Regions from separate parts of the Homo sapiens genome. Here region 1 is linked to region 2. The links are chromatin loops, found by intact Hi-C in ENCODE. Cell type or tissue: transverse colon. All regions are shown on one strand. Links, peaks and the distances in the headings refer to the core of each region. The heading gives the core; the rest is flanking DNA.

Region 1 (13,317 bases), core at 10,412-12,911, 64 kb before region 2:
GCATATAAAATTGATGCTGCTTGCACATCCCAGAACAGTTTCAGTCTAGCTGCCTTTATAACCCAAGTCAGCCTGTATACCATAAGGGATTCCTAATTATCAGTTAGGTATATCCATTTTTAATTATGAAAAGTAGTGCTATATGAAAAATTCATTTTAGCCTTTTAGCCACTAGCTCGTATTGCAAGAGCTATGGTGTGGCGGAATGAAAGCCAAATTGTGGTTCCCAGTTATGTTTGATACTGTTTTCAGTTTCAGAACTTGCTATCAGAAATCTCTTTTGTAGACATAGTAGTATGTGAGTACTTCACAGAGAGATGGTTCATCTGATTGAATGATAAAATTATAGGCAGCTGTTGCTTTGTTTTTAAAAATATATGTGCAAAAGCTACACAATAGCTTGATCAACTACAGTATGGAAAGTATGTGCACGAAAATCATTGTCTCCTGTCTTTAATCTGTTATAAACTTCTGGTGGTAAACTCACAGCAGTGAGACCTACCCAGAGGATGATATCAAGAGCAAGCCTAGGTTTGAAAAAACTAAGCATTATCCTTTCCATTATCTTAAATTTTGTCATGTGATGTTACTAATTTGGAATTGAGTAGATGATTCTGTGCACATACTTATTTTACTACATGTATAAAAAGCATATAGTAAAATATCATCATCTTGTAGGGTTGGAAGCCATATAACTGCTTTTGAATAGAGCAGCTAAAGAAGTCCCAAGTTGTAAGTATTTGTTCACTGGAGCCAAAACAGTTATTTTCAGTGTGTTATTCATAAGACAGTAGTGCTTATTTGGGTGGGTCTTTTAAAAGTGAAAAACAAAGCCTTCTCTTCAGGCTATACTTTAAATAGAAGACACTTGGTCTGGGGTTGGACTCCCAGCCACTTCATAGTATTGTGCCTGGTGTTGGCTTTCTGGCCTATGACTACTGGTGCTAATAGCTATTATCTTGGGGTGGGGGTCGGGGAGCCAAACTACTTCATGCTATTCTTCCTCTGATAGGCCTTTAGCATTAAGTGAAGAATCACTTGGGAAATTACAACCTGATTGTTTTTGTAGTGGTATCACTGAGTATCCTAAAGAATAATACAAATACTGTTAATGTAAAAAGTCAAGCTGATGTTTAAAAATTGCTTACTTTTAAACAATAGTTATTATGGTGAAACTCAACTAGGGTCTGTAGCTTAGTTAATAGTGTTGTACCAATCTCAGTCTTGTGCTTTGATCATTATACTATGGAAGCTGGGTGAAGGATATGTGGGAACTTTATTATTATTATTTTTTGAGATAGGGTCTTGCTCTGTCACCCAGGCTGGATTGCAGTGGTGTGATCGCTGATAACTGCAGCTTCAACCTCCCAGGCTCAAGCAATCCTGCTGCCTCAGCCTCCCTAGTAGCTGGGACTCAGGGGTGTGCCAACACGTCTGGCTAATTTTTAAATTTTTTTGTAGAGACAGGGTCTCCCTGTGTTGCTCAGGCTGGTCTCAAACTCCTGGGCTCAAGTGATCCTCCCACCTCAGACTCCAGCAAGTGCTAGGATTATAGGCACGAGCCGCTGCACTCGGTGGAATGTTCCTATTTTTGTAACTCTTCTGTAAATCTAAAATTATTTCAAAATAAGTGTCATACAACCTAGTAGACATGGTTTCTAATCAACCTGTATTAAGGAAGCTTTACTTAAGAAAAATTACCGAAGTGAAACTAAGAACATTTTTGACTTCTGTTCTCATTACTTAAACTTGATATTTCTCATTAATGTAACCATAGATTCATGTGAAAATTTCATTTATACTGTAATTCCAGCTACTTGGGAGGCTGGGGTGGGAGGATCACTTGAGATCAGGAGTTTGAGACTACCCTGGGCAAACATAGCAAGATGCTGCCTCAAAAAAATAAAATAAATTAGCCGGGCATGATGGCCCTTGCCCATAGTCCCAGTTACTCAGGAGGCTGAGGCGGGAAGATCGCTTGAGTGCAGAAGTTGGAGGCTGCAGTGGGCTGTGATCACTTCACTGCACTCCAGCCTGGGTAACAGAACAAGATCCTGTCTCTTAAGTTACTTACATTTGAACAGAAAAAGGAAATGGGACATTGAATTGGGATAAATAAGCAAACATCAGGGAAAATGTGGCCCCTTGCTTTTTAAATTCCTTATTGTTATTTTGGTATACAGCCTCCTCCGTGAGTTGAGACTCCAATACTGCTTCTTCACATTCGGGCCCCTTAATGCCCCTCTCCTCCCCTAATCATTTATCCGCCTTGACAGAAATGATCATTAGACCTCTGTGGCAATGAAATTACTTATTTAGGTTGAGAAATTATGGAAATTTAGAAAATTTTCGGCAGATTCTTAAAAAAAAAAAACTTTTGTAAACCCACATTATTTAAATTCATTGTATTAACTTCAAAATATTTAATAACGTGTGTATTATGATGTAGTTCGACTAGAAGTTGAGCTGTATATGATAGTGAGGAAACAGACTGCTATTTGCAGGACGAACCAGCCTCAGTTTTCCCATTTACTATCTATGTGACCTCAGGCAAATCTCCTAGAACTTGCCCCTCACCTGTTTTTGTGGAGAATAATATACTTCTCAACATTGAATGAGATTATACATGTAAAATCTTTAGCATAGTGCCTAGAGCATTGTAGGTAGTCAGTAAATCCCAACTAATATTGTCAATAGTAATAATTTATATTGTTACCTGTACTATATCCTACATTCCAGTCTAAAATTATGTGAATGTCATAATCAATACATAGTCTTCCTGTGAGTAATGTCTTCCAGCTAGAGTATTTTGTTTATTACAATTCTGTTGTCCCTCCAAATAGATGAGCAAATATGTAATTTCAAAATATTTCCATAATTTATGTATTTTTTACGAGTCACTTTCTGATTATTGTTGTTTTATGAGTTTAAGGTTGCACTCAAATGAATAATTTGTAAATAACACTCTTTTTAGATTGGTCTCAATATTACATTTCTGAAGTTCTGTATTCAGACAATTCCTCATTTAGAAAAATCATTTCAAACTCATTTAAGCAAGTTGTTGCAGACATTGACATAGTTTGTTCATTCACTTGGATATTTTAAGTCATTCCGGTAGAAATTGTGATTTGCGTGTGGAAGTAAAGTGTCTCATGAATGCTTATCTGTGTGTTACCAGGACAACTATATCCTATAGATCCAAACCCATGTGTTTTCATGCCCACACCAGAGTGTCCCATCCAGATCCCAGCTTTCCTACTCGCTGTTTAATCTGTGAGTTACTTAACATCTTTGAGCCTCATCTTTAGACAATTTTTTTCTTAGAGATGGGATCTCACTGTGTTAACTAGGCTAGTCTCAAACTCTTGGCCTCAAGTGATCCTCCCATCCGGGCCTCCCAAAGTGCTAGAATTACAGGCGTGAGCCACAATGTTTTTGTCTATAAAATGACAAGATAATAAAAATTACATGTAAGTCGGAAGATTCTGGAGAGAATTACATGAGCTGATGTATGTAAAGTGCTTCACACCTGGAATGTGGGAAGTTCTGTATGTTCTATGGAAGTGTGTATTGTGGTTGCTGTTACAGTCATTCTTTACGTCATGCTTTGTGTTTGCCACTGAAGTTTCTCACTTTAAACGTTTTGGGTCTTCTAGAGATTTTTTGTTTGTTTTAAGATATTTATTAGTATCCATGTCAAATACCAAATTATTTCTTTATGTGTTTTTTGTAGGCTCATTATTCTGGCCAGGTGATAGTGGAAAGTTAGACTTATCTGTGGAGATTCTGTTTTTAAATGTTGTCTTCAGCCATCTGAGTCTATTTGGATTGTGTTTTTTCGCCCCCTGGCAACCAATTTTTTTCTCCCTAGATTATAACAGGCACCTCTGTGAAGCTTTCTCTGTCACCTCACTTCTCTCTTGTATAATCCTCTTCTGCCCCCACCATACCTTCATCAAATATTAGACCTAGGGACTGTTACTTTTTCTTTTCTTGACTACAATACCTGACACCTAGTAAGTAGTTGTTGAATTTATGACTTGCATAACATTTTTGATTTCTTATCACATTCACATCTTACTGTTATTTACTTTTGCTTATAAACTCAGCATTATTACCAGCATTTCAAGTCTATTTGGAGTAGCCTTCTACTCTTTGGAACATTTAAAGATATAAGTAGATTAACTGAAAGTGACCTTTAGTCATCAACAGAAATCTAGTTTATATTTTGCATTGCTTTTCTACTAAGTTGGTGAAGTAAATGTTGGTGTTAAAACTGGCATTAGCCTGATAAAATACACCCTTTGCCACCTTAAAAGTAAAGAAAAAGCGATTCCATTGTCTTGTTTCTTATTCTTTCTGCAGTGCTTCTAGGAGCTCTGGAAAAAATAATGGTTTCTATTAAAGCATACAGATGTATTTGCAAACATTAGAGCATTTTCTGAAAATATACCAGATACTCTGTTTAATGGCAATATTATCTTTAGAAACCAGTCTCTAATAAGTCTTTTCTTTTTTAGCTTATCTGCTTTCACAAGTAAGGTGATAAATACCTATTTGATAGCTGCACTCTCAGTGCAGTAAATTGAATTAATACACTTTCAGAGAATCATTCACGTTAGTATGGATAGAGGGAAATGTTGGTCCTCAAACCACACGCTGTCACATATTTAATTTGTTAGATAGTTAACATAGTAGCTGTCTGACTTAAGAGAAGTTGTGAAAGTTGACAGAGTAAACAGAGTCTTGTACCTAATGAATTTCTATGGCATCTTCTTCATCCCCTCAGTGACCCTCACAACCTTCCAGAGATAGTTGTCAGTGGAGAAGCATTCAGAGTAGGAAATTAAAATGAACTTTGCTGTTCTTCTTTTAGTTGCTGTGTATTTGATTATCCCTAAAAATGTCAGACCACTCTCAGAAAGTCATTATACTTTTCTAACCATTTAAATTAATATATTAAAGAGGTCTTTTTTGTTAATATTTGTGGTCACTATTGCAATGCATACCATTATTCTGAAGGTCCTACTCAATTCAGTAAGGCAAAAATGAAAATAAACAATAAAAGTTACCTTAATTGGAGAGGAAGAAGTACAACTGTCTTTATTCACAGATGATACGGTCATCTATGTCGAAAATTTGATGAGCTTTATAAAAAAAAAGCTATGAGGTTGGTAACTTTAGCAAGGCTGCAGAATACAAGATCAGTGTACAAAAATCAATTGTGTTGATAACCAGTTTCAGTTTCTGCATATTAGCAATGAACAACCAGAGACTGAAATTTAAAAAACAGTGCGATTTGCAGTAGCATCAAAACATGTGAACTACTTAAGGATAAATTTGACAAAACCAGTGCAAGACCTGTATACTGAAAACTAAGACAGTGTGGAGAGAAACAAAAGAAGGCCTTAGTCAAATGGAGAGGGATGCCATGCCTGTGAGAAGAAAACCCCTCAACATTAACAACTGGTTCTCTCCAAAATAATCCATGGGTTTGGTGCCTCCCAATCACAGTCTTAGCAGGTTATTTCGTAGGAATTGATAATCAGATTGCAAAATTCATATGGAAATGCAAAATATTTAGAATAGGTAGAAGGACTTTGAAAAAGAATTTGGAAGACAAATACTACCTGGTTTCAAGATTCATTATAAAGTTACAGTAGTGAAGAAAGTATGGAATTGATATCAAGATAGGCCTATAGATGAGAACATAATAGAGAGTTCAGAAATAGACCCACACATATGTGGACAATTGATTTTTGACAAAAGCAAGAGGGCAGTTCATTGGAGAAATGATTATCTTTCCCAGTCACTGGAACAACTGAATATCCATATGTGAAAACAAAACCAAATAACTTCAATCTACATATTGTACCATATATAAAAATTAACTCAAAATGGATGATAGATACAAATGTAAAACCTGAAAGCATAAAATTTCTAGAAGAAAACACAGGATCAAAAAATCTTTGTGACTTTGAGTTAGGCAAAGATTTCTTAGATGTGACACCAAAAGCAAGATCTGTAAAAGAATAATTTGGACTTCATCAAAATTAAAAACTTCGGTTCTTTGAAAGATGCTGTTAAAAGAATGATGAAAGATGTTGTTAAAAGAATGAAAAGGCAAGACTAGAAGAAAACATCTGTAAGTGAGCTATGTCTAGAATATGTAAAGAACTCTTAAAATGCAGTCATTGAGATACGGTAACCCAGTACAAATGTGCAACATATTTGAACAGACACTTCACCAAAGACAGTATGTTGTGGATGGCAGATAAGTACATGAAAAGCAACTCAACATCATTAGGGAAATACAAATTAAAACCACAATGAAGGCACGGTGGCTCACACCTGTAATCCCAGCACTTTGAGAGGCTGAGGCGGGTGGATCGCTTGAGGTCAGGAGTTCGACACCAGCCTGGCCAACATGGTGAAACCCCGTGTCTAGGACTAAAAATACAAAAATTAGCCGGGCGTGTTGGCAGGCGCCTGTAGTCGCAGCTACTCAGGAGGCTGAGGCAGGAGAATCATATGAACCCAGGAGCTGGAGGTTGCAGTGAGCCAAGATTGCACCACTGTACTCCAGCACTCCAGCCTGGGTGACAGAGCGAGTCTGTCTCAAAAAAAAAGAAGAAAGAAAGAAAGAAATACTGCAACACACTTGCTAGAATGATTAAAATTTTAAAATGGTGATGATAACAAGTATTGGGAAAGATGTGGAGAAACCAGAACTCAAGGGAATGTAAAATGGTACAATCGCTTTGGAAAACAGTTTGGCAGTTCTTAAAAAGTTAAACATATAACTCCCATGTGATCTAGTGATTTCACCGCTAGGTATTTCCCCAAGAGAAATGAAAGCATGTATACATATAAAGACCTGTATACAAATGTTCATGGTGGCTTTATTTGTAATAGCCCCAAACTGGAAAAATCCCAAATGTCCATCAACAGGTAAATGCGTAAATCACGGTATATCCATACAACAGAATATTACTAATGAAGAAGAAGGCAACTGTTGATATCTGCATGACGTGGGTGAATCACGAAATAATTCTGAATAAAAGAAGTTGGATTTAAAAAAAATATGTGATTACAATGATATAACATTCTGGGAAAGGCATACTAATCTAGAATGACAGATCAGATTGCTTGGGGGATAGTGAGGAAGGACAGGAAGGAGGGGTTACATAGGGATACAAGAAAACTTGTGGGTCATGAGTCAGTTCACTATCTGAATTGTGGCGATGATGTTTTGTGTGCGTGCACACACACATATGTATTCTCTGAAAATTGTTTACTTTGAGCACTCTAATGTAGCTGTCACTCTCATTTCTGTGACTTATTTTAGAAAGCTGTTAAGTCTTTGGGAAAGTCACTTATGTCATCAGTAAAGAATGCCACCAAAATAGCTTCTCACTTAAGTTCCCATCCCCAGAGCTAACCCACAGGAGGTTCCGATAAATTCAAATATTTAATAACTTGTATTTTTCTTTCTCCTTAAACACAGGCCCTCTGGTCCTGGAGGCAGGATCATGTGGTGGATTCTTGGCAGTCAGCAGTCTGTGGAGCTTTTGCAGGTGCAAAGGATTATATTATACTGGGAAAGACCAAAGAGGGGGAAAAATGTGAAAATATTAACTATGCAAAAACAACATTCTTTAGACATTCCAGGTTGTTTAGATGAAGAGCGCTCCACTAGTTGTTTGAGAAAAGAACGTGTCTTAGAGGGGAAAAAAAAAAAAAAACTGCTAAAAAGGTGTCTGCCTGAAAGACAACCAATTTGTTTTTGACAAATTTTTCTTTTTCTTTTTATCTTTATTAAAGCCTTCACTCAGGCCCTGGAATTACCTTAAAGATGATTTATAAAGTCCTCTGTGGGAAGAGACTTGCTGTGGGTGCAGGGCTCACCATGCAGCTGTCTGCCTTGGGCAGTGCTTAGGGGGTTTAAGCGATTTCTGCAGAAGGCCATGATTCACGGTTTGTGTGACATGTTTGACAGCACTGTAGATTAACTAGTGTCAGGAGAGCAGAGGCTCCTCCATAACTTACTGAAGGGTAAACTGTTCTGTGTAGGAAGTATGGAGATCTACACATCTGGGCATTTTCGAGACATTAAAGCAAGAGCGAGGTGACAATATGCAATACCGTGTTATCCATCACTAAGTCATATGAATTTTCAAGTGAGGCTTTAACGAGAACTCAAATGCTTTAAAGAGCTTAATAAGTGATATGTTTAAAAGCCTAAGAGAGAAGTATATTTTGTTGTTACAACGTTAAATTAGAATTATAGTTGAAATACAATGGAAATTTGCCAGAAAAGGAAACTTTTAGTTGAGATGTGAAGCCAGTAGGGGAGGTTTAGGGTGTTAACTTTATTGGAAAATAATTATTTTGCAATTTGTTTAATGGTCATTTTTGTTGTTGTTGTCGTGATTGAGAAAACAAAATGTTCATTTTATAGTACTCTTTATTAATAGACTCATTTGACTTGTAGAATTGATAATCAACAATAAGAATTTTGCCTGTAGACATGAAACCAATCCAGATTGATTATGATGATGATCGTTTCCACATGACACATAGTCATTAGCTGTGTTAAATAAGTAGGTGGTCTTGATTCATTTTCCAGAGGTCAGGAGTCATTATTCCCCAGTCCCTAAGAGAGATGTGCATTTTTGTAGACACTCTCCTGGGCCCTGGGGACAAAATGAGCGCATTATGGAAATTAAGTCATCCTGGATAAGTAAGGCTACTTTTTAAAGTTAGCAATACTATAAAACTTCCATGTGTTGAAATAAGAACATATTCTCTGGTCCTATTCCTTGAATACCCAATTCAAAGATTTGCTTGCAGAGACATTGTTACTATTAAGGAAATTTGCATTAATTACAGTTTCCTTTTCAGAATAATACTCTGTAATAGACACTAAGCACTTGTACTGTCAGAAGGAGTGAGAGAAGGGAACTTCCTATCAGACATCCTCTATCTATGTGGTAGGATCCTACCATCCAGGCCCTTTCAGTTAAGGTGACTCACCTGGGGAGTGTGGCAGCACAGCCGGTGCTCCAGTGATGCTGGGGTATGGAGAAAGGGAGCGAGGTGCCCACGGCTACACATCTAGCACAGGCTGAGCTGTGTGACTTACAGGATTCTGAAGTCTCTTTTTGCTCCCCAACTCAGGAATGAGACTTTGGGACCCTCCTGAGTGCCAGTTTCCTTACCTGTAATGTAGAAGCAACAATTCCTACCTTAGGGGATTACTTCAGGGCTTGAGATAATGTATGGTCAGTACTCTGTACTCTGCAAAACCGAGTCGATGTAAGGAATTACTACTATTTCAATAAGAACAACTAACATCCAGAAAATGAAAACCTACTTTCACAGTAATTCATCTTCTTGATTGAGTGAAGGAATGTCATATCAATAAAGTTACTGTACACAACAGTCTCCTCTAATAGCTCGTAAATTTTAAAATGCCTCCAATATAAGCATCTTATTTTTTTCTGCTGAAGTTCTGATAAGTGAAGGAGTTTGTCCAAGGCCTGCAAAAAATCTGTTGTCAGTAGAACCACATATATTTAGCAAAAGATAAATAGATTGCTTATTTATATCCCTTATTTTGAAATTTTATTTGGTACAACTGTTGATCCAGAGGAGGTTACTATTTTAAGGCATTTCTGAAGGATAAACATCACTTGAAAATATTCCCATTTGTGAAAAAGTGAGATTCTGTAAGAGTTGCAACATGGTGCCTTACAGCATATAGAGATGAAGGATGTCTTGTGAAGTCCCTTTAAAATACACGCTGCACTTGCAGACTTTACCCTTACATGGCCATAAAAGCAGTGATGAAACTTGCCCTCAAATCAGAAATCAGATTTCTCATCCCCATGTGCTTTTCCAAGTTTAAATTGGCTAAATCATTGCAGATGAACCATTCTGTGTGCCATCCTTGGCACTCTTTCTTGTTCATGCTTGTTTTGTAAACTACTTGGCGCAAATATCCAAAAATGTCCCGTGATCTTGGAGGTGTTGATGGCTTGTCATGCACAGAAATTCCCTTGGCTTCTGGTCGGGGTGAAACTAGGGGGATAAAAGGACTTTGCAACTTCCTTGCTTCGAGTTAACTTCTAAACATAAACCATAATGCAGCCTAAGTAATTATGACATTTGCTACTATAGTGGTATTTGGTACTCTAGTATATTTTGATTAGTTTCTCATAATAAACACCTCTGTACATTCTCTAGGAGAGAAGAGGGTGGGGGAGAAAGAGGCAGGGAAAGAGACATTGATTGCGATCTCTCCATGGGTTTGAAATTCGAGAACAGGGTGAGGGATTATTTGGGTAACAAATGAGAAGGCCTGACACAATCTCTATTAAAATACAAACAAAAAACACTTTCCTTCTTGTTGATGGGGAAGTCTTCCACATCTGCACACTTCACTGGAGGTCACGCACATAAGAGGGGTATGGTGGTGCTCTTCTCCCTTCCAGACTAATCAGGGGCAACGTAGGGTCTGGAGGAGCAATGAATGGCAGCAAGGTTGCCCAGGGGTGGGTTCGGGCACTTCCCCACTGCTGCCCCCACATTCTCAGCCACTGCTTAGAGGTGACAGCTCCAGCCTTATTGTAGGAAGGTGGCTACTTTGTCTTTATGGGTGTTGGGGCAGGGGCAGTTAGGGAATCTGCATTTGTTCCCCAAGGAAATAGGAGATAATAGTTTTATCATAAAATTTTAGTTTCTCCTGAATCCTGTCCTCGAAAGCAGTTAGCCTAACATTCAGTACAAACCTAACTCCAGTGGAGACCATAGAAAACTGTTTCACAGATGCTTTGAACACAAAAGCAGCCTGTAATTGCTGTACCAAATAATTATTTCCTGTCTCATATGTTAGACTGTTCCTTGTATTTATTACCAGTAGCTTACAGTGCCCTTAAATAAAACGTAGAAAATAACTACATTTTAACTGAAAGTCCTGGCCCCCAGCCCTTCCCCGTTATGACCATTATTCTATTCTATTATCTTCACAAGTCCTCCTTACAGCCTTACAAAAGCATTGTGAGGTCTGTGAATTAGAGAAATCTTTGATAGTTGAAGACAGGCAAATTGGTCTATTAGTAACACATAAAATACAACTTCTCTCATGGTAGTAAAGTTAGGACCTATTGAAGCATACATGTTTCTGTCTGTAACTTTTCTTCATATTACTTTCATGAAACCTAAATCTCCAAGAGAATATTGGTAGGCATCCCCACTAAAGGAATGGTAAATCTTTGCTAATGGCCAAAATAAGTTTGATTTGCAGTAACTAAATTTATTAGATGTTCCTTATCAACCTTTAGGTCTTTTTAATTGGTTTAGGATCGTTTGTGAACATTTTCACATACGAAAGTGGGTTTAACAATTGGACAAATTTTAATTTGTCTTATATATCAAAGTCATTATGTAGTGGAACGAGCATTACTTTTGGAGTCATCATACATGTGACAGTCCCAGGTCCCGCACCAGCTGTGTGGCCTGGGCAAGTAAGTTGGTTGTAAAATGAGAATAGTAACACCTATGCAAATGAGATCAAATAATCAATGAAAGTGCCTAGTGCATTCCTGGCATGCCAGATACGAAGTAAGCACTGCAGATATTAGCTCCTACCTTTACCTTTCCCTGCCTTTTAGAGGATGAGTTGAAATTTTCAGTTTATAAAAACTATAGACCAGGGTACCGATTAAGCGTTTTCGAGTGCCTGCTGTGAGTGTGCTGGTCTAAAGATACGAAGAAAAAGCACTCATTAGCTCTGGCCACCAAGGAAAGAGTTAATTATTTTGTGATTACTGCTGTGAGCCAGATGCTGTTCCAAACATGTTGCGTAGGCCCATTTAATTCCTGTGTCATACTACTATCTGCATTTTACAGATCAGAAAACTGAGGCCACTAGGAGACCAGTGGGTAAGAGTCCCAGTTCCAGAGTCAGTACAGGCTTTAGATCCCGTCTCAGCTCTGCACTAAGTAAAATCTTCAAGTTTTTAGCCTCCATAAGCCTCAGTTTCCTCACCTGTAGCATGGGGATGTAAGAGTTCCTAGCTCATAAGGTACTTCAGCCACAGAATAAGTAATTACCTAAGGCTAGACACCTGGTAGAACTGGGATTTAAGCGTTGGTCTTTCCAACTCCAAAGAAGGGTTCTTTCAGGCTAGACCGTGCTGCTGGTAAGGGAAACAAAACCAAATCTGTTATTTTGGTGTATGGGAAGTTTGGGATAGTAAAGTTTGTTGCCTTTGTGTCTTGTGTCTTTTTTCCTTTTCTTCCTTTCTTGGGGGAGATAGATAGATAGACAGACAGACAGACAGACAGACACAGAGAGAGAGAGAGAGAGAGAGAGACAGATAGTGTTCATGGATCCTGTTATGTAACTAAAAGTATATTTACTTTTCCAGGGCAGAATATATGGTTAAAAGAGTAGGATTTCAAGACCAAGTCCACAAAAATTTAAAAGACACAAAGCTTAGCAAGTCTCTGAATTTCAGACAACCTCTGGATAGGAGATGAAGAGTTTTACATAGTCATAATTTGAAATGGCTAAACCCAAGGGGATTCAAATATTCATGTCAGTTGATAGTATTACCCCTAAGGTGTGTGACATTCAGGGGTAACCAGAAATGGACCATGAGGGCATAAATAGGTACACCTTTCAAAAAGTCAGTGTCATAATCAGTGTTACCATATGGAGGAGGCTTGGTATAATCTTATTTCAGCATCATAATTAGATATTTGGCAGAGATCAGATGACCTTCTTGTCCACAAGCCACAAAAGCGAGAAGGAAAGTAGTGCTATTTCTGGAGTATCCTTCACACACGGGTGTCCTGTTGCCCTTATAACACTGCCTCTTTACCCCTAGCTCATGGAAGCTGAATCTTTGTAATGCCTTTTAGGATTTTTATTATTTCTGTCTCTGTAGGGCCTCTTCGGATTTAGAATATATCTTTGTACTGCATTTTAAATGTAATATTGACACCATAAACTTGGTTTATGTTAAAACAGAAAGTCCTTCAAAAAGTCCAATCTGTGTACAGTTCAGCCATCACGACATTCAGATAACGCAAACATGAGAGAGAAGGTTAGGAAGGAAGCCATAATGTGGAATGTGTGCTGAAGCGAGACTCAGGCTAAGAAGATGTAGAAGAGAGCTTAGAAAGGTAACTTTGACTAGCCTGCTGTCAGGAGCCCGTGAAACACAAAAAGCTTTGCTCCTTTAATTCAAAGAATCCAGCCATGTATACCCAAAATCCCCACAATGTCACATGTGAGTCTGTTTGTCC
Region 2 (15,362 bases), core at 5,033-7,532:
TCTTTTTATTGCCTCTCAACAGCTGACCAATTAATGAACACCTATTATATACACAGTAGATCCTGGGCAAAGCATCAATGCCATCACACAGCAATCTAACAAGGTAGGTACTATTATCTTTATAGGCAGCCCCTGACTTACGATGGTTCAGCTTAACGATTTCTGGACTTCACAATGGTGCAAAAGCTATACACATTCAATAGAAATTGTACTTCAAGTACCCATAAAACCATTCTGTTTTCCACTCAGTGTTCAATAAATTATAGGAGATATTCAAAACTTTATTATAAAATGGGCTTTGTGTTAGATGATTCTGCCCAACTGTGGACTAATATGAGTGTTCTGAGCACATTTAAGGTAGACTAGGCTAGGTTGTGGTATTCAGGAGGTTAGAGGTATTAAATGCATTTTTTGCTTAATGATATTTTCAACTTAGGATGGGTTTATCTGGACATAACTCCATTGTCAGTTGAGAAGCATCTATACTTAGGCAATTGAAGAAATTGAGGCTCAGAAGTCTGCTGGAGCTTGCCCAAGGTCACACAGCTGGGAAGCAAGAGGAGCCGGGATGCAAGCCCAGGGAAGCATGACCCTATCTAGCCCGTCCGAGAGGCTCTCCTGGCAGAACTTTAAGGGCACTGGCCCAGATTCCACCCATAAACTTCCAAAGCTTGGCTAAATCTGAACATTAGCTGGCCATTTCTCAGTCAACTCAGCCTGTTCTACGTAGCTTGGCCTCGGCCAGGTGGCCCAGCTCTCATACAAGCTTCCCAGAGTCCTGTGTGAGAAGCAAATGTGCACAGGACTTCATGTGACAGAATCTCAGCAAATAAGGCAGATAAAGCTCAAGTTTTTACTTTGAATGTTCTGGATGGAAAGAAAAGGGCAGTTTCTTTGAGATCTTGAAAGATCTGCCATCGAGGGAGGAAGGAGTATCTTTATTGTTAGGGAAGGTAAGCTGCAAAGGGATCCACTTAAGTTTACAAAAAAGGGTGAGGATGGTGCAAGGCAAGAGGACAGTGTTGTGCTAGGAACAGTTCTTATTGGCCTCATCAAAGGAACAGCGCAGCCTTTCTCTGCAACCAGACAAAACCAGTGATTCTGCACTTATGGGGACCGGGGGAAGTGTGTGGTGGCCAGGTCACGTGGCATTCGCCTCCATCCACAGTGTCAGTTTACCCCTTGGGCTGCCCTCTGGAGCGAGGAGAACTTAATACAGCAGAAGTCTATTAAACCAACACCTGTTAAAGGCTTCAAAAATAAAATCAGTCTTCAAAGGCGGAAAGCAGGCAAGATAAGCTCTCCCCAGTTGGCTACATTTTCAGAGCTGATGTTAAATTAGACAGTGAAACAGATGGAGGCATTTGAAACCAACATTTAAAACTTTTTCTCATAAGTGATTGTTCCACTACAGTTCTGTGAAAGCCTGGTTTACAAGGTATTCCCGTTAGTGGTGGAAAAGATCTCATGTCACAGATAACAGCCAGGAAGAAAGGGCAAGGAGATCAAAGGCAGTTGGGACAAGGTGGGTCAAGTGGGTAATTTCTGACCCCTGAAATTATGCACCTATTTTCTACACCAGGGGCCAGCAAACTTATTCTACATTGGGCCAGATGGTAAATTTTTAGGCTTTGTGGGTCATACTGTCTCTGTCATGACCACTCAGTTCTGCTGTTATAATGTAAAAGCAGCCAGACAATATGTAAATGAATGAGTGTGGCTATGTTCCAATAAAACTTTATTTACAAAAACAAGCAGTGGGCCAGGATTGGGACCACTGTCTGTGGTGTGCTGACCCTGTCAACCCTATGGCAACCAGTTTGTGTTTCTTGGGGTGCAGAGACCCAGACTCTAATTCTTGCTGTCATGCAATTTTGGAACCATGTATAAATCACTCTTTCTCTACCTCGTTTAACCACCTGCAAAATAAGGAAATACCTCTTAACTGCAGAGAGAAAACTTTCCCATTGTCCCTCCAGTGCCCATGTCAGACATCACTAATCACAGTCTTTTCTGCCAATGTCTTTTCTACCTCTTCAGAAAGTGAAATGGAACATAAGTCTCTCTACCACTGTTATGTTCCTCAAGAGATCAACCAGGTTCCTTACTGGAGCCAGTGAAGATAGATGGGCAAACAGGGTTACTTTACAGAAGACAGAAATCCACACTGTATATCCTATATCCTTCCTCGTTTCAGTTCCGCCAATTAGTCTGAAACATACTGAAGCTGGCCAGCTCTCCATCCCTAAGATCTAAGAAGCTGTGCCCTTCCGCCCTTCCAGACAATTACAGTGATTCACAAAGTCCACAGTCAACTATCTGAGTGTGGACTCTCACCGAAATGGCAAATCTACCACAGTTTTACTTCAAGATCAAATCTTAACACGTCTTACTTAATGAATAAGCGAAATCCACATAATAGCTCTTTGCTTCGCCTGAACCTCCGGTTAGAAAATAAGTTTCACATAATCTAGCCCTAGACTGGGGGGAAAAAAAATCTAACACCCCCGGCCCCCATTACCCCAACAAAGTGATCCTGGCAGACAGGTTTCATCAAACTCCACACCCTGCAGCACTCTGCCCATCATGGTGCTGCACTGGAATTCTTACCAAGGCTCTGCATCACACACTCACTGTCACCACCCACATACAGCACGCACTCAAAATAATCAAAATGAATGAAGGCGTGCACACATTCACATATGCCTTCTGAGGCTACAGTGTATCTTAACAACATATCACACCTGGAATCCACACAATGTGAGACTATCTGAGACCCTCATATTACTGACGGAAGATGAAACTTAGTACAGGGCACACCAGCCCTGATGCCTACCTAAGGAGGTGTACTTTATGACTGCAAATGCCAAAAAACATTAACCATTTCAAAAACACACATGAAGGTGATGATTTCTCCTTGTCAGAAGACACAGGCTGGGCACAGTGACTCTGGCCTGTAATCCCAACACTTTGGGAGCCAACAGTAGAAGGACTGCTTGCGGCCAGGAGTTCGAGACCAGCCTGGGCAACACAGTGAGACCCTCATCTCTTAAAAAAATTTTTTTTAAAATTGCAGCACTATCAGACAGGCCATATGGCCAAATGCTGGCAGTTGTTTTGTTTGTAAACATTTTTATTGAAATATAAAGGATTTTTACAAAATGTAGAGAAAAATTTCCGCACCCAGAAGCCTCCCTCCTCCTGTCTCCTGGTTGTTATTCCTCCCAAAGGAAACCTCTAATTTCTACCACCCACAATTAATTCTGCCTATTTCTGTGCTGTACAGACACAAAACTGTTCTGTACATACCCTTTTTTATTTGGCTACTTCCACTCAACATTGTTTATGAGATCCATCTGGGTTGCTGCATTAGCAGTAGTTAATTCTTTTCTATCACTGTACGATATTTCTATTGACAGAACATACAGCAATTTATTTTTTCTTTCTATTGTTGACGGACATTGAGTTATTTCCAATTCAGGCTATTGCAAAAATCACAGCTATGAACACGGACTTGTCTTCTGCACTTGCTTTCTGGTGCATGTCTGCATGCATTTTTGGCAGGCGTGCAATGTCCAGGCATGGAATTGCTACTCAGGTCATTGAGCTTGCATATGTCTGGCCTTAGCAGACACTGGTAGTTTTCTTTTAAATCAAGTCCCCCAGGGTTGAAATGAATCTGAAAACCATTAGCTCCAAGTGCCCTGTTTCATGCTGCTTCATTTGACCACATTCTCAGATGCCACTGCCCTCATATGTCCCCTTTCTGACCCCTCCCCAAAAAACACATTAGGAATATAGCCTGGGGCCACCGAACATGGCCAAGCTCAATCTAATCTTCTTCAGGTGTCCAGTAGAATTTTTTAAAATAAGTGAGGGCCTAATGATCACAAAAAAAAAAGAATAATTCTAAGTCTCAAAATTGGCAAGAAATAATGTTGATGCTAAAGTCCACAGCTTACGATAATGCACTTGTGCCAGGACCAATGCCCATACAGAACTTGAAAATTAAGATGAGACATTTTTCAAGAACAAGTGAATGCGGAAGAGCTTTCCTAATCCAACTTGAATAAAAGTCTCCCTTCTCAGAATGACAGTTGAAACCATTTCCCTCTAGCCTGCTTTACATCCATCTTCTTAAAAATTAAAATCAAAATCATTTGTTCTATTGCAGAAATTGATCATTTACTCAAAGAACTGCTGTCTCGTAAGAAACAGCCCAGCCTGGGTTATTTGCTGGACAGGAAATGAGAATCAGAATAAGCAGGTCTCTCTCTCTTGCTTGTTCCCTCTCTCTTCCCCTGCTGCTGGTGAATCACCAGTTCCCTGGGGAATTTTGGCAGATTCTCAGCCTGGCTGCAGATGACGTTCCAGATCTGTTTATTCAGGTGGAGACTGGATAAAAAACAAGAGCAGCCCAGTGGCGGGATAAACAGCCTCCGCCAGGCAGGGTCAACCTCTCCAAAGGCAGGACTGGGCTGTGTCAACCAACCTCCCAACCCGTTCACTTCCTTTAGGGTCACCCTCCCCTTTGGGTCTTCAACAAACAGCTTCCATTAACTCCTTGCAAAGACGACCCAATGTCCCATCCCCATGAGACTACCTAACCCCAGGGACCTTGCTACAGCAGATCCCATTTGGTTCTCCCACCCATCAACTTACACCCATTGAACTGAAAGCCCCGGATCCCTGAAACGAAAAAATCTAGGTACGATCAACAGCTGGCCACCACTGTTCTGTGAAGTCTAGAGTGACCCAACTCATGAATGACCCAGGACCCAATCCAAACTATCAGAATGTTCTGCATTTAAGATGCACAAATAAACAAGAGCAGCAGCAAAACTCCTAAGGAAATACACATTGTTGAGTAAAAGATGCCCATCTGAAAAGACTACCAATTGTATGATTCCAAATGTATGACATTCTGAGAAAGGCAAAACTATGGAGACAGTAACAATATTTAACTGCCAGAGGCTGGGTAGAGAGAGATGAGCAGGTTCAGCACAGGAGATTTTTAGGTCAGTGAAGCTATTCTGTATGACACTGTAATGGTGGGCACATGTGATTATACATTTGTCAGAACCAAGACTGAACTCTAATGTAAACTATAAACTTTAGTAATAATGGATCGATATTGACTCATCAGTTGTAACAAATGTACCACACTAATGCAAGATGTTAACAATAGGGGAAACAGGGTGGGTGTGTGTGTGTGTGTGTGTGTGAGGGGGAGAGAGAAGAGATGGCGGGGGCATATGGGAACTCTCCGTACTTTCCACTCCATTTCTGTAAACTTACAACTGCTATAAAAGTCCATTAATTAAAAACAAAACAAAACAAAACCTCCTAAAGTATTAAGTAGTCCTGCAGTCTCGACTGGGTAGAATATAAACCGCACACCGGCTAGGAATTTTTAGTCTATCGTATTGACTGCTATAGCCTTAGCCCCCAGAATAACGCTTAGAACTTAAAAGGTACTCAATCAATATTTGTTGAATAAACAAACAAATTACAACTTTAGTTCAATGTCTTACATTCACCACAACAAACCTGAACCAAGGAACATTACTCAGGAAAAACAAAACAAAACAACAACAACAACAACAAAAAAAAAACACTGAGGCAGGACCAACCATCCAATTAAAAACTTTTAAAAAGAAAAAAATTTAAGACACAACGTGGAGTTAACTTTTTTAAAAAAGGTAGGGAAGCTGACAGACCTATTTAAAAGCAAATGTCGAATACGATGGATTTTCGATTTTCAAATAGCACGGGGTGGGGGTTACTTACGCATTTCCCACATTCAATTGAACCCCAAACACTGGCCCTCACTGGCTTGCAATGTTGAGACAATTATGCTTATCCAAGGCTGGCCAACAATCTCTCCCTCACTCACTTCTAGCCACAGCTCGGCCCTGCCTGAGGTCCCCATCCACACGCCTCCCCTGGGAGTTCCACGTGGACACTGCTGACCCGAGGAAGCTGTACAAGCCACATATGGATCACATTCCCAGGGAGAAAGGCTATGCCATCCTAACATGGGCAGTGACTTCTAAGGGGCTTGAGGAGTTAGTTCCATGTCCACACGGAGGTCAGCTGTCTTGGCATCTGGGCATGGCAAAGCAGTACCAGGTTGGGCTAAGAGATGAAAAACCAGGCTCAAGTTGGGCCAGAGATGGACAATGAGCCACTTCCACCAGAATTCCCAGCCACATATGCCCACCTCTGGGTCAGAAGAGCCAAACGTATTTATCGCTTTTGCTCAGGGCCAACATAGACACTTGCTTCTCTCTCAGGGCTGTGTTTTCCCCCAAATGTATCAATACATCCCTATTTTCTTCCCCCTTTGTTTTCCTTTCCCTGGTGACCTGCTACCCCACACCCCAGCACACTGATGGTGTTCCCTCCACCACACCGAGACCCCGCCACAAGCTCTCAGCCCTCGTAGAGCACAGGCCCCACCCTGAAAGTTGGCAGAGCACCGGGCTATCAAGCTGTGTCATGTGGAGCCAGCAAGCCCGGCACAACCGTGGATCCCGGGTACGGCACAGCTGAACTGAACCCCTCTGATTTCCCTTTGAGAAGAAGGCTAAACATACTTCATTACAATTGTCAGGGCACATGTGTCCCTGCCTGTTCAGCTCTGCCCCTTGAGGGAAGGAGGTAAGAAAACCAGGACACAGAATGAGAGACATGGATTCAACCAGACTCCAGGGGCTGAGCAACTGTTTCTGGACAAGAAAAGCAGAAAAGGTGAGATGGCAACGATCAAGAATGAGGTGATGAGAGTGTCCCTTAAGGCCAGGGACTAACCCCAGAAATTTTAACCAAGAAGCGTCCGCACTACCCACGTTGGAGGGTATCAGGAGGCTGCCATGCATGGTTTTCTTCCAAAGAAGGCTCCGCCAACTAGGGTGAGGTGGGAAGTCCCGAGCCCAGGGGTGTGAAATGATGGAGATACTGCACTTCACACAGCAAGGACCTCCTCTGCCCAAGTTCCACAGGGACTGGTCAGCAACTGGGGGAGGGGGTCACCCAGGAGTCCAAGACCAATGAGCTCTGACATGAGCTATTGTGGTTTCTGTTCCTCTGACCTCACCAACTAGGACCTGAAAAAATGGAACCACTGTTGAGAAACATGCTGACCTCACGCCAAATTCCCAAAGGGAGCAGAATGAACCTCCTTCTCACAGCCACCCTTCCATCTCAGCCTTGGGCAAAGCGGTCTGCAGCACTCACACACCTGGAGACTGTCCATGCCACCATGCTAAACCAAAAGCAGGGCACACAGCCCACCAATTCACATGACTGTCCCTCTCTAGAAGATACACGTAGAAAAAAAGATAGGGAATACAGGATGTTGTTCTCACAGTACGATGATAATGGAATCCCCACCCCATTTTGCATACTGCCTGTCAATTATGTGACATTAAATTTATATTTACAAAGCAGTTAATGAAAACGTAGACAATGAACTTTGGGACCTAATCCTTAAGTGCAGAGCAGACTAAGAAGTGTGGTGGAGAGCTGTGTAGGGTTGGTACAGCCCAGGGTGGCCTGAGCATTCCACCACCAGTCCACCAGGCACAAAGGAGGGTTTTCCACACAGAACCTCCTCCTGAACCCCCTGCCCCCGACACTCTCATGGCACAAAAGCCTGCTCCAGGTGGTGCAAACTTCAAAGGGCCTTTGTAGCCGGAGTCTGGAATGGAGCCCTGGTGCTTCTGCGGCCTCCAGGAAGTGGTTCCAATGCTGCACAGGGCCATGGATGTCCAGGGAGCTTGCCCTTGATGCTTAGCTATGGAGGAGTCACACTGCATTTTCTTTCCAGTAGAAGGGGTGGCAGGAGTAGCCATAATGGCAGGAACAGTGGGAACAAATCTAACATTTTGTTAGTGCTTACCAGTAGCTAGGCGCTGGCTTCGCTCTTAACATCTTCCCTCATTTAATCTTCATGACAACCCCAGAGGCGGCCACTATTACCGTCCCCATTTTACAGATGGGGATGCTAAGGCACGGAAAGGTCAACTCACTTGCTGAAGGTTACACAGCAGTAAGCAGTGCAGTTGGGACTGGAGCCCGGAACAGGAATCCATATCCCACACTCCTAGTCAGGATGTGGAACTGCCTCACCAGGGAAGCGGGCAGAAGAAACCTGAGGAAGACAGCTTCTCTTGATAGCACCCCATACCTCCCACCTCTTCTCGGCATCCACCAGGGACAGGGATAACCCTACACTGGGGCCACACCATGTGACTGGAGCAGAGGCAGGACCTGACTCTGCAGATACAGAGGGAACAAGAAGGGGAATGTCCTGTCGCAAGCCACTGTTCATCCCCAGTCCTGCCAGGGGCCCACACCCACACGTAGGCTTCCAGGCCCTCAGCCCACAGCATGTCAACACAGCATTGCCAGAGGGCCCAGCCAGACCACCTCTATTTATATTTAGGATGACTGGAGTGGTCAGCGGCCATGTCCCCATCCTAAACAGGTGGGTGAGAGTGGCTCTTATTTCCTCAGGCAGTAAGTATAAAGGCACAGAACTGAGCACTCTCCAGGGAACAAAAGAAACTTGTTCGCTCATTGCTTACCACCACGCCAGAGAAGCCACCACCTACTCCAGAATCAGAGAGGTTAAGACCCTGGTATGAAGTCACCCAGCTAACCAAGATGCAAGCATAGGTATCCTCTGACTCCAGGCTGTGCCGCTCTCTGGAGTGACAGTGGCACAGTAAGCCAGACCAGACAGCCTGCGGCTATGAAGACAGAGAGGGGACTGTGGGTGCTGCAGCGCTAAAGCTCCCTCTGAGGTTACACATGGGCCCCTCACCTCTACTGGCCACTGGCACATTCCCTGAGATTCACATGCCAGCTTCCTGACAGCTCTGCAGTTCCAGGCAAAGGAGGAAGCTGTTTCAGCACTTGGCTGCAGCCTCTAAGACAAGATCCTCTCCTCCTCTGGGGAGGGATACCACTGATGTGCCTTTAAAAATAAAACCAGGCCTGCTTCCTGCCCCAACTGAAAGACTTTGATCTCCCAATCATACGATTTACAATATCTCTTACCACGCAATTTCTCAAGCCTTCAGCATATGACCTGACAGTGCTCCGGGAGGGTTAAGGATGGGTATGGGTGGGATTGAGGAGTTGGCCCTTTAACGCAGCCCTTCCTCACCCACCCCAAAAATGATTTGTTACAACACCAAAGTGGCACTGTCTGCAGCACCCCTTCTCTGTACCCCAGAACCATCTCAACCCGTGCCTTGTCCATGCTGGGGTCCTATGAGAAGCAATTCTTGCTGTTTCTTTTGTGGAACCACAAGCTTCAAGTTTCTTCCCTATTTCAGGCTTTTAAAAACATGTCATCATGAACTTACATGCAAAACATAAAACTACAGATCTTTTAAGAGAAAACACAAGAGAAAATCTTTGGGATCTACAGGTAAAATTCTTAGACCTGACGCTAAAAGCACAATCCATAAAAGGAAAACTTAACACTTATTAGGCTTTATCACAATTAAAAATGTTTGTTCAGTGAAAGACTCTGCTAAGATGAAAAGACAAGCTACAGATTGAGAGAAAGTATTTACAAATCACATATCTAACAAAGAACTGGTATCCAGAATATATATCCAGACTATACAAACATCTCACAAAACTCAAGAGCAAAACAACAACAAAAAACAACCAAAAAATCCAATTAGAAAATGGGCAAAAGGCATGAATGGACATTTTACCAAAAAGAATCTACAGGTGGCAAACAAGCAAATGAAAAGATGCTTAACATCATTGGTCATCATGCAAATAAAAATGAAAACCATAATGAGCTATCACTGCACACCTATCAGAATGGCTGAAATTAAAAAAATACAACACCACGGTCAGGCGCGGTAGCTCACACCTGTAATCCCAGTACTTTGGGAGGCTGAGGCGGGTGGATCATTTGAGGTCAGGAGTTCAAGACCAGCCTGACCAACATGGCGAAACCCTGTCTCTACTAAAAATACAAAAATTAGCCAGGCCTGGTGGCGTAAGCCTGCAATCCCAGCTTCTGGGGAGGCTGAGGCATAAGAATCACTTGAACCCAGGAGGCAGAGGTTGCAGTGAGCAGAAATCATGCCACTGCACTCCAGCCTGAGCAACAGAGCGAGACTCTGTCTCAAAAAAATTAAAAAAAAAAAAAAAAAAACACACCACCAAATGCTGGCCATAATGTGGAGAAACGGAATTGCCTATACACTGCCGGTAGAAATGTCAAATGGTATGGCCATTCTGGAAGAGTCTGACGGTTTCTTAAAAAAACTAAACATGCAACTCCCATATGACCTGTCAATTGCACTCCTGGGCATTTATCCCAGAGAAGTGAAAATTTATGTTCACACACACAAAAGAAACCCAAACACAAATGTTCATAGCAGTATTTTTTAAAAGCAGCCCCAAACTGGAAACATTCTAGATGTCCTTCATCGGGTGAATGGTTAAAGTACGGCACATCCATATTATGGAATACAACTCTGTGATTAAAAAGGAATGGAACGACACATACAATAACCTAGATGAACCTCCAGGGAATTACGCTGAGTGAAAAAAGCCAATCCCAAAAGGTTATCCATACTTTATTATTCCATTATATAAAACTCTAAATGAAAAAACTACAAATTTGGAGAACACATTAGAAGTCAACCAGGGGGGGCTAGGCATGGTGGGTCAAGCCTGTAATCCCAGCACTTTGGGAGGCCGAGGCAGGCAGATCACTTGAGGTCAGGAGTTTGAGACCAGCCTTCCCAACAGGGTGAAACCCCATCTCTACTAAAAACAAAAAACAAAAAACAAAAATACAAGAATTAGCCAGGTGTGGTGGTGCATACCTGTAATCCCAGGTATTTGGGAGGCTGAGGCAGAAGAATCACGTAAACCTGGAAGACTGAGGTTGCAGTGAGCCAAGGTCACACCACTGCACTCTAGCCTGGATGGCAGAGCAAGACTCTGTCTCAAAAAGAAAACAAAAGACAACCAAGGGTGTGAGGGCAAGAAGTAAATGACTGTGGCCATAAAGGGGAGAGATCCTTGCAATGATACAAATATTCTGCATTCTGACTGCATCGATGTCAATATCCTGGTTATGAAAAGCTGTACAAGATGTCACCATTGGGAGAAACTGGGTTTAAGGGTACGTGAGGGATCTCCCCATATTACTTTTTTTTTTTTTACAACTGCATGTGAATCAACAATTATCCCTAAGTATCATTAAAACAACAATACAAAAGTGTCATGGCATTCACGGTGGAATCAGATGGAAAGTCTGGGGGAGTTCCCAGTGGAATCAGCCTTCCTGCTACTTTACTAGTCTCCAGCCATCCTTCAAACCAGCAGAAACTTACACAGTATGACTGAGGTCTCAGAGCCAAGCACCAACTACCACTGGGCTCTGTGTGATTTCTGAAATGTAGGGATATGCATGAACTGTTTAATTACTTCCCATCATTTAGGAAAGGGCTGAGGGCTGGGACTCCTAGAGACAAGGGTGTTGCTGATAAAGCTGAGGACAGCTAGCGTGGCCCTTGCCTGGCATCAGGGGTTGTCATCCAGCCCTGTGTCTTCTTCCAGCACTACTTGGCCAAGGAAGACGTGCCAGACGTGCATGCCCAGAAAGTGGCAGACGCAGGTTGCCAGACACCACACTCCCAAAGCATCATCCTTCGTATACTGGCCTTGGGAGGTGTTCCATGGAAAGGGTGCTGGGTGCAGGCAAGCTCAGGAAGGGGCATTTCCTCCCCCGCCTCTTGCAGACTCCCTCAGCAGGTCAGCAAAGAAAAGCGGCTTAGGAGAGATGATAACAACACCTTTCACTCGGCTTGCTTTGGCATTTGCTAAACTTACATGACCACAAAATCCTTTTCATGAAACGACCATTAACATCCCACAGAACAAGTATTCCAGGTGGCTCACTACTCACTATCTGTGGGAAACACCACGTCTCTCCCCCTCATTTGAGGTCAAAAGACATACAACGCAGAGCCCGGGGGTCTGGTGCCAGCCTCCAAATGAAGCCAAACTGTGACAAGCCTGCACAGGAAGAACTGAAGAGGAGGGGGGAATATATGCCTGTGGTAGCGAAGTCTAAACTTCATGGATGTGCATTTAGAGACAGGGAAGCAGCACTCTCTACTGCCAGGGGAACGTGAGGAGTGGATTTTATCATTCTCTAGGTCAGCACCTCTCATGCTCCCAAAATCTCCCTTCCTACCTCTGAAAGAAAATGAAAACATAATAGAGCTATGATGAAATGATCTTAGGAAGATCTCTGCTTGTCCTTGGAGACTCAAAGGGAACATCAAGCACTAAAGGCTCTGAAATGTTCTGCAGGAAAGAAAGGTGCTCACCTTCAACTCTGGGTTTTCTGAACTTTCTGAACACAGAGCACTCTTTTCCCCCTCAATGCCATCTACTGGCACCTCTAGAATCCAGGCACTCCTTAATGTCATCTTTTACGCAGCCTGCTGCACCTCCCTCATTTTCCTTCCGTCTCTGCAGTGGGGAACGGGTGGCATCTCCCAGCATGGGCTGGACGCCTGCAGGGATCTGCAGTGACTCTCCACCTTCGCTTCACAGAAAGCCTTTCCCAAACCACCTGCTGGCCCCTCAAACAAGCGAGCAGAGACTGGGAGAGCCCTTTTTTGACACATCTGTGGTAAGGTAAGAGCAATTTCTCATCTAAGCAAACAGAGGCTTGAAAAGCTGCTGCTAGAACATGGCAGAACCAGGACTCAAACCCCAATAATGAGCCCTGGGGGCAAGCCCTGTCCACCTCTGGGCCAGGCGGCCTCTCACATGGCAGTTTCCACTAATACTTTTTCTCCCTTGACACCCTGCCTGCCTCTTCAGTAAATCCAGGCAAGCAAGACTTATCCCCTGGCTGGAGAGCCACGCCCTCCAGCACCCCTCAGCAGGCCACTTCTACTATAACGTGCCCAAGCCTGTCTCTCCACCTTGAATAAGTATCTAAAACAACCTAGTGTCTGCCCCATACCCCACAATCACTTATCCTTAAGATGACCCTTCCACTTGGTCCCTCAGAGTCATTCATCCATACATGGATGGGATGCCTGCTACATGCAGCTGCTGCAAGGAAAGACGGACGTGGCTACTGTGCCATCAGCCCCTCACCCCAGCCCCAGAGGAGACAGAGGGATGTCATAGGTGCAGTGGCAGAGGGGAACACAACATCATGGGGGGAGGAGGTCAGAAGAGGGGCGGCTATTCCAGATCAAGGTAGCAAAATGAAGCAGGTACAGGATCCAGAGACACACCCAGTGTGGGCTTTCCTTACGCACAATTTAGAGGTGGGAGAACAGGAAGAAATGGAGCCAGGGCCAACTCTGAAAGAGCTGGGACTTTGTCCCATAGAGGATGGGAAGCCACGAAGGGACCCTTCATTCATGTCTTCGTCAAATATTGATGAAGGTACTTCATTGGGTGGCTGGTGTGGAGTGGGGAGGGATGAGGGCTGCCTCAGAGCCACATCTGGATGCTTGGGAGCCAAGGCCTTGGGGAACCCCTGTAGAGATGAGATGCAGGGCCCAGATTTGGCACCGGACCCGAAGGGCCTGCTAGGGTGCTACCCCCTGTCCCACTCCACGCAGACTCTGCAACATAGAGCACACAGCTCAGCCGGCCTTCTCCACAGAATTCATAAACATGTGAGCCTGCCAGGAACCTGGGGCCCCAGAACTACAGGGTCACCCACAACAGCAGTTCTCAACTAGGGATGTGAGTCTGTTCCAAAGAACATACAGCCCAGGCCTCCAGTAGGGAAGCAGCCATGTGTGTTTTTAACCCTGGTTGAGTATGGTTGATACTGAACCAGCCCCTCTCCTTACAGGTGAGGGAACAGAAGTCACAAAGAGAAGTGTTTTGTGAAACGTCCTATAATGGATCCATAATGTCAGAGTAGGGACCACAAGCCAAGTGCCCTGACACTCGTTCCTCTGAACACTACTGGTGCTAACAAGGGGGAAAAGGCCCTGTACACTCCAGGAAGGGATGTTTCCTCCCAGTTCCCAAGAGTTGGAATGAGCCTTGGGTTACGTCCCGACAAGAGGACGGTGAGAGGGCTTCCCCTGCAGCAGAGATACCACTGCAGAAATTCCAGCACCCAACTGGAGGTGAGCAAAAATGGACCAATGCCCTCTACTGAAATGCCCACAAAGGGATGGCGCTGTGAGAGGCCACCTGGTCCTCACCACTATGCCAACAACTCACGCCTTTTGGCTTTCTCTTCCTAGAGGTGACCCATGAGGCCACCAAGGCAGGGAATGCACATCTCTGCCATATCACCATTTCCTTTGATGACGTATTGAATCTCTCAGGGACTACAGCTCTTTTCCAGGGAATGGGGGAAAGTGAAGACAGGCACTGGGCTCTTACTTGGAACCAAATAGTTGCTATAGCATCACCAAATCAGGGTTCTCGTTAACACACACTAGAGGAGAGGAAGACAGAGCAGGGGCCAGCCTAGCCCGTGAGGAAAGCCAGGTGGTGAAAGGGTTTATCACAGCTGTCTGCAAGGCCATGGGGAAGGGGAGCCCCTGGAAGAACTGCGCCAAGGCCTCCCCGGGCCCAGCCCACGAAGCCCATGCTGGCTTTCTCAACACGCCAGCTCTCATTCCGATTGAGAAGAACCCAACAATTACGAGGCAGAAAAACTTCACTATGCATGCTGATAACCACTGTTTTTCCCCTTATAAAAAGTACATTTGATTTGCAGAAAAGTCACATTCTAAAAAGTCCAAGGGGAATTTTTTTTCTCATTTCCAAAGTTCTACTCTTTGCAACTTAACCTAGCATCCAATTCCAAACACAACCTTCACAAAATCCCATTATACAATTATCCAACTCAATTTTAGCACCAGAACTTTGCTATATTACAATAAAGCTTTTGGGTGAGATCCTTCAGTTTCTATATCATCTATTTACTTTTTTTTTTTTTTAAAAAGAGCCAAGTCTTACTTTTGAAGTTATAAAGAAAAAGGTGTTTAAGGAGCTTAGAATAAGTCAGTTTTGCCTATTGTTTTACTATAAAGAGAGTTTTTTCCACCATCATGGTGGGACATTTCTGACATATAGGTAGAATGCAAATGACAGTTGGGTGGGCTATCAGAAGAAAGAATGACCCAGATAAGGGGCAAATCCACAGTTGAATTCTGTGATCTCCAAATAAGGTGGGCAGGTCTAATCAGACCAAACACCCTCACCCGCGCACCACCAAAGCAACTTCCTCATCACGCTGTGGCTAACTGCACAGTATCTTCAAATTAAATCAACAGTGAAAAGAGGTAAACTAAAACCTCTACTAGGGATCC

Evidence for each region. Peaks named below come from ENCODE experiments on the same cell type or tissue, not always from the same donor. Only the 100,000 strongest peaks of a DNase experiment are listed, where the experiment ranks them.
Region 1: it touches region 2 in a loop (13-fold over the local background); 1 of 110 quality-filtered maps calls a loop at or near these places.

What each region holds. Positions count from the first base shown.
Region 1 is chr3:66,355,353-66,368,669 of GRCh38, forward strand. It overlaps SLC25A26 (solute carrier family 25 member 26), which reads left to right. Exons shown (of 10, transcript NM_001379210.1): 7 at 7,508-7,577. Among named protein-coding and RNA genes, the nearest start is that of LRIG1, 140 kb to the right of the region's middle. In transverse colon, for the core only: no CTCF peak of the experiment used is centred there; no DNase peak of the experiment used is centred there.
Region 2 is chr3:66,424,586-66,439,947 of GRCh38, forward strand. The region is part of intron 3 of LRIG1 (leucine rich repeats and immunoglobulin like domains 1); the gene reads right to left. Among named protein-coding and RNA genes, the nearest start is that of LRIG1, 69 kb to the right of the region's middle. RefSeq lists enhancers at 11,130-11,720, 11,721-12,310. In transverse colon, for the core only: no CTCF peak of the experiment used is centred there; no DNase peak of the experiment used is centred there; H3K27ac peaks cover 2,129 bases.